Regions from separate parts of the Homo sapiens genome. Here region 1 is linked to region 2. A link is a contact called in ENCODE Hi-C or POLR2A ChIA-PET data. All regions are on one chromosome and are shown on one strand. The core of a region is the stretch at or near the end of the contact, and the rest is flanking DNA. Distances in the headings are between cores, read along the strand shown. Region 1 holds the start of CEMIP2 (cell migration inducing hyaluronidase 2). Region 2 holds the start of PTAR1 (protein prenyltransferase alpha subunit repeat containing 1).

Region 1 (2,849 bases), core at 296-2,795, 2.0 Mb before region 2:
TTGCGCGACGTCTGGCAATCCAATTTTTTCTAAGTGCCCCAGGGGATTCTTATCATCAGCCAAGATTTGGAAACAGTAATTTCTTATACAAAGTCCTGAACTAATACCCTTGAAATAGGGGATTCCCCTTCACTGCCGGGTGTGTCGCGGTTACAGGACTGAGTTTGTTGAGGGAGGAGGAATGAACAACCCTGAAAACTAAACTATCCTACCTTGTATATTATTCACTGAAAGAGTTTCCTGGAGGGAAAACTTCCAATTCCAATTAAATCGAGGATGACGACGGCCCGGATTTGGCAGTCCTGCAGCTGTCACTAGCTCGGGACCTCGTGCGTCTGAGTGATCCAGCCCGGGCCGCGCCCTCACCCAGAGCCAAGGCTGTGAGAGCAGCTCCAGCGAGGGGGCAGGGTGGCGGCGGCAGGGCTGCTTCAGGGCCGGTGCCGGTGTCCTCAGAGCGGCGTTTTGGCACTGGGGTGGGCCGGGGCGTGGCTTTCGGCGCCACCTCTGCAAGCGGCCGCCACTCCAGAGTGGCGCAGGTAGGGGGCGTGGGAAGACCTAAGTATATTTATTCCGGCCTGCGAGCGGGATGCTGGGGTTGCTCCAAGGGACCAGAAGAGCTGCCCTGTGTCCCAGAGCAGGCTGGTTCTTCTGACAGCGCTGAGAACCTGGCGCTCGCGCCTGGCCAGGTAGGGGCTGTGACTGGACGCTCAGAACATTTGTGGGAGTGTGGAAATCTCTTTACGGGTGATGGGGCTCAAAGTCTGACGCAGCCGAGGGTTGATGGGGTGCAGTCACGCTCAGCCAGGGGACTTTGGGGGCGCAGTGTCAGGCTCAGCCAGGGAGTGACAGGCGCAGTACCAGCCTTATCTGGGGGTGCTGGAGGCACAGGCTCCGGTTCGGCCAGGCGGGTGTGCGCGCCCAGGAAGGGTAGGAGCCTGCAGCCGCAGCGGGGGGCGCTGGCTGGGGCTCTGCCCCGCCGGCAGTGCGCTCGGGCGCTGTTCCAGCGCGCGGCAGCGAGTGGCGCTGAGCCTCCGCTTTCGCAGCTCGCGGGGAGCGGGGCCGGCGGGAGGGGCCGGGCGGGGCCACCGCCTCCTCTGATGGCAGGCTCCTCCTCTCCCTCCGCCTCCCTCGCTCTCCACCGCCCGCCCGCCCGCCCGCCCAATCCACAGTTCCCGGCCCAGCCGAGCCGGGCTGCTTGTCTGGCCGGCGGAGGCTGAGCGCGACCCTAGCAAGCCGCGGCGCCCGCCGACCAGGGACAAGAGCGACTCCTGGGACCCCACTCTGCCCCGCGCCGCCGCCTCCTCCCCTGTTGTCGCGGGGACGCTCAGGCCCGCGCCGCCCGGGCCACGATTCTCCTCCTCTTTCTCCCGGAGGGGAAGGAACGGAGAAAGCCGAGCGGCGGCTCCGGGAGAGAGCGAGCCGAGGCCCCTGCCCCCGAGGCTCGGGGCAGGAGGAGGAGGAGGAGGAGGAGGCGGAGGCGGAGGGAAGTGCGCGTCACTCTCGGGAGGAGAGTATTTCACCTCCAGGCAGAGGCTGCGGCTGCCAGTTGAGTACGAGCGGCAGCTGCGGGCGCCGGCAATCGAGTGGCTTCCTGGCCATGGAGAGGAGATCTGGACCCGAGGACGCCAGGGACTCCTCTCCGTCTCCCTGGACCGCTGTGTAGGCACCTGAGTTAACGGACGCTAAGCGGGGTAGGGGAAGGTAAGAAGCGACTCGGTCACCCGCCCCCCCACCCCGCTCCACCTCGTTTGCTGCCCTCGGGGGCCACTGCGGGGACGCAGACCCGGGTCTCGCCCACCTTTTCTGCTCCCGGCGGCCTGGCCGGCTCCGGCGTTGGGCATTTCTGCCGAAAAGGAAAACGTCCTCCCGCCCTTCCCCCGTGCGCCTCCTTTCCCGGTTTCATCTCTGGATTGGGACTGACCCGACTCCCCAGGAGTCAGTCCTCTCTTCTTAAGAAAGGGTCCTCGGGAACGGTGTCTTGATTTCTTTCTCTCCACTCTCTCTTTTCATTACGTTTACGGGGAAGGGAACAATGGACCTTTCAAAGTCGGTGCGAACAGCCTTAAACTTTCTGGAGAGGGATGGGGTGAGGGGATAAACCCCACAGTAAGCCGATTACAGTGAAAGGTTGATGGAATGTGCTTTGCAGTCCGGGCTTCAGTGCGCGCGCGCTTGTGCGTTTGGGGTCATCTTTGTCTCCTTACAATTCCCCTGGGTTGGTGGGTCCTCCGCCCTCCGCCCCCTGCCTCTCTGTTAGCTGAGGTAAGGTGAGGCTTTAAAATCGTGTACAGCTTCCTTTAAATCTGGGGAATAGCCTTAGCCCTGGACCCTATTCCCAGCTTTTCTCTGCAGAGTTGGGAGATCCTGGTAAAGGAGGGGGGCCCTCTCTGTGAGGACCCAGAGTGCTGCTGTTAATAGCACTAGTGGCTACACCCTTAGCGATAAAACCAAGGTCCTGAATTCCCTGGATGCTCTCTGCTGAGGGTTGATGAGTGTCACCAGACTTCGACCTGGAGCGGAAACAGCTCACTTGAATTCTCCGCAGGTTAGGAAAACAGACTTTGATATATATCTCCTTTTATCAGCAGTTGGGATTAAGGATAGACTGCCTAATAATTTTTAAAACTTTCATTGTGCACATGAGCTACTCACTGCCTTGAGTTCACTCCCCTTGATTCAGTGTGACAGAGTGATGCGCTGCTGCACAGTTGCATGTATTGAGATGTGCTGCTCTTCCCGGTAAAAAGTGAGAAGAATTTAGAGAGAGGGGAAAGGGTAGAGGCTTCACCTGAGCTGAGGGAGGCCTGACTCCCCAGAGCAGCCAGGCAAATCTGTTGGAAATGGCTCAG
Region 2 (2,700 bases), core at 37-2,536:
AGGCGCCCGCCACCGCGCCCAGCTAATTTTTTGTATTTTTAGTAGAGACGGGGTTTCACCTTGTTAGCCAGGATGGTCTCGATCTCCTGACCTCATGATCCACCCGCCTCGGCCTCCCAAGGTGCTGGGATTACAGGCGTGAGCCACCGCGCCCGGCCTTTTTTTAAAGACGGAGTCTCGCTCTGTCGCCCAGGCTGGAGTGCAGTGGGGAGTAGCTGGGATTACAGGCGCCCGCCACCACGCCCGGCTTTTTTTTTTTTTTTTTTTTTTTTGTATTTTTAGTAGAGACGGGGTTTCACCGTGTTAGCCAGGATGGTCTCGATCTCCTGACCTTGTGATCCGCCCGCCTTGGCCCCCCAAAGTGCTGGGATTACAGGCGTGAGCCACCGCACCTGGCCAGATTTCAAGGGTGGAAGAATAAAACTGAACCAAGGGCAGCCAGATTTTTCTACCAGAGGTGCAAAAGAAAACCTGATACACAAAAATTTTAGTTATGGCATTTCAAAATCCTAAATAAACTAGAAAGCTCGTTTTTCCTACAAAAATTTATTTTTGCTATTATGAACAAACCCTGTCAGAGCCTTGATCCTTTTTTTTAAATTCCAAAATTGACGCAAAGGCTACCAAATGCAGTACAAAATGAAGTCGAAAAATCTAAAAACGATTTCACTTCTACTTCCTACATACAGATGGCAAATAACTTTTCCTTCACTTTCCTTTCTCTTCCTTTAATAAATTTAAGAATTTTAATTAATGTTTTTTAAAAAGGCTGCTTTCAAGTTCAGAGACAAAAATTGGCACAGTTAGAAAGGAGGTCACCAACACGGTCAAATAGGGACTCGCTCCGCCGCAATGCCTCTGGACCTCTTCATCTCTCAGGCTGGGAAAATAAAGCAGACAAGCTCTGAAAAACGCCCGGGACTAACTGTTAAGAGGCCCTGCATCCTCAGTTGAACATTCCTTCAGGAATGCCCGGGGACCTTGCTGGGGGGGTTCAGGAAGGTGTCTGACTCTCTGGGAGTGTGTCTTGAGGTTTCGCCTAAAACTTAAAATAAGAAAATCGGAGGCCTGAGAGAACTTTGCAAACAAATGTCCAGCATCTTCTCTGACGCTTAGAAAGTCCGTTACCCGCGCGGAGGCGAACTTCTCCACTCACTGGAAGGCCACCAACCCTAGCTAACGCCACGCCCAGGCCGCCAACTGGCTGACCCGGAAGTGCTCGGCGGCGGCCGCGGCGGCGGGGACGCGGCCTAGCCGAAGCACCCGCGCGCGCGCGCGCGCGCTCGTTCTCCGCGGAACTCCCGCCGGCGGCCCGGCTCACGCGGAGGCGCGCCCGAACTGTCGCGGCCGCCGCCAACATGGCCGAGACCAGCGAGGAGGTGGCGGTGCTGGTGCAGCGGGTTGTGAAGGACATCACTAACGCCTTCAGGAGGAACCCACACATGTGAGTCGCGCGCCTCCGCCGCCTCCGAGGGTCGTCGGGAGCGGGCGGGGGCGGGGCCAAGCGTCCACCCGACCTCGGGCGGCGGGCGGACAGCGGGTCCTGGCCCACGAGCCCTTCTAGGGAGGAGGCAGAGCCGTGTCGGGCGGGACCGTTGTCGGCCGCCGCTGGCCCGGCTTTCCGCTACCGGGACGCGCTCGCGGTCGAGTCCCTAGAAGTGACCTCAAAAAATCAAAACGGAACTACTTTCTCTGTCCCTCCCCACCTTTTCATAGGAGTTCACGAAACTCCAGAGACGTCCCCCGTAGGTCGACATCCTTCCTGTGTTTAAGGTACTCGGGCGCACACAACGATGTGGGTCCGTGTATGCCTTGTAAACACAACTCTTGAGATTCATCCCGGACGTTGGCAAGAGGGGGTAACCGATCCTCTTACTTTTAATGAGCCTCAAACCCCTCAGTTTACTAACTAAAGGTGGTTTGAGGCTGCTTTTGACTTTAGCCTTACTTGCCACAAAATTGTAAAGTGACTCCGATAATACATTGTGTTTTGAAAGGTGAACAGAACATTCTCAAGAGAAGCTTCTGTGGGCGCAGTGTGGAGTCTGGGATAAAGCAAATGAAACCTTGATACTTTTTAGCATAAGCGGATTCATAGTTACAAGGAGCATGTTAACTCATTTTTATCCCAACACTGCTGCCCTCTTTAACGGGACACTGCAGAACTGACATATGTATCTCTTCCATTTTACTTGAAGTACTGTGGGAAGATACCGCAAGAGTCTACTTTTTGTAACACTTTGCTTTTATGTAACAAGTGAAAAGAAAGCTATTGAGAGAGAGAGAGAGATCTACATTATACAAAGGTGTAGGGAAGAAGCAACAATGTACCTCCTTTCCCATACCTCTTCCTCCTCAAAGAAAAGAAACATGGCATCCAGTTCTGCATTACTTTCATTTTAGCTAGTTGTTTTTGGAGTTTATTTTTTTTTTTTTTAGTTTATTATTTTTTATTATTATTTAATTTATTTTTATTTTATTCTTTAGACTGGAGCTCATGATTTTTTTTTTTAAGTATTCTAACCGGTTCAGCTTTTCTGCCTAAAAAAGTTGCCAAACGTGTATCTTACCAAAGTGTTCTTTTCCTCCAAGGTGATGATTGTAAAACAGTTAAGAAGCCGTTGGATGTTTTGCTCCCTTGTGGCACACAATTGGAGACGTGCAACTGTGCCACATTAAAAACAAAACACTGCTGGCCTC

Evidence for each region. A loop is a pair of places that touch in the nucleus more often than their neighbours do. ChIA-PET counts read pairs that join two places held with the same protein, here RNA polymerase II (POLR2A). Pooled maps may share reads with other maps.
Region 1: a map of B cell shows a loop between it and region 2 (18-fold over the local background). The contact joins the promoter of CEMIP2 here to the promoter of PTAR1 in region 2. A Hi-C loop is called at or near these places in 2 of 168 maps with a recorded cell type or tissue (B cell and naive thymus-derived CD4-positive, alpha-beta T cell) and 9 of 50 pooled maps. POLR2A ChIA-PET finds 5 or more read pairs at or near these places in 2 of 52 experiments (PC-9 and activated CD4-positive, alpha-beta T cell).

What each region holds. Positions count from the first base shown.
Region 1 is chr9:71,767,209-71,770,057 of GRCh38, reverse strand. It overlaps CEMIP2 (cell migration inducing hyaluronidase 2), which reads left to right and starts at 1,545. Exons shown (of 24, transcript NM_013390.3): 1 at 1,545-1,701. RefSeq lists enhancers at 524-1,205, 1,206-1,887 and a silencer at 781-1,450.
Region 2 is chr9:69,758,597-69,761,296 of GRCh38, reverse strand. PTAR1 (protein prenyltransferase alpha subunit repeat containing 1) reads left to right here and starts at 1,286. Exons shown (of 8, transcript NM_001099666.2): 1 at 1,286-1,444. The coding sequence starts at 1,359. LOC105376076 (a long non-coding RNA gene) reads right to left here and starts at 1,202. Exons shown (of 4, transcript XR_929910.3): 1 at 824-1,202. RefSeq lists enhancers at 1-264, 1,739-1,788 and a silencer at 1,129-1,598.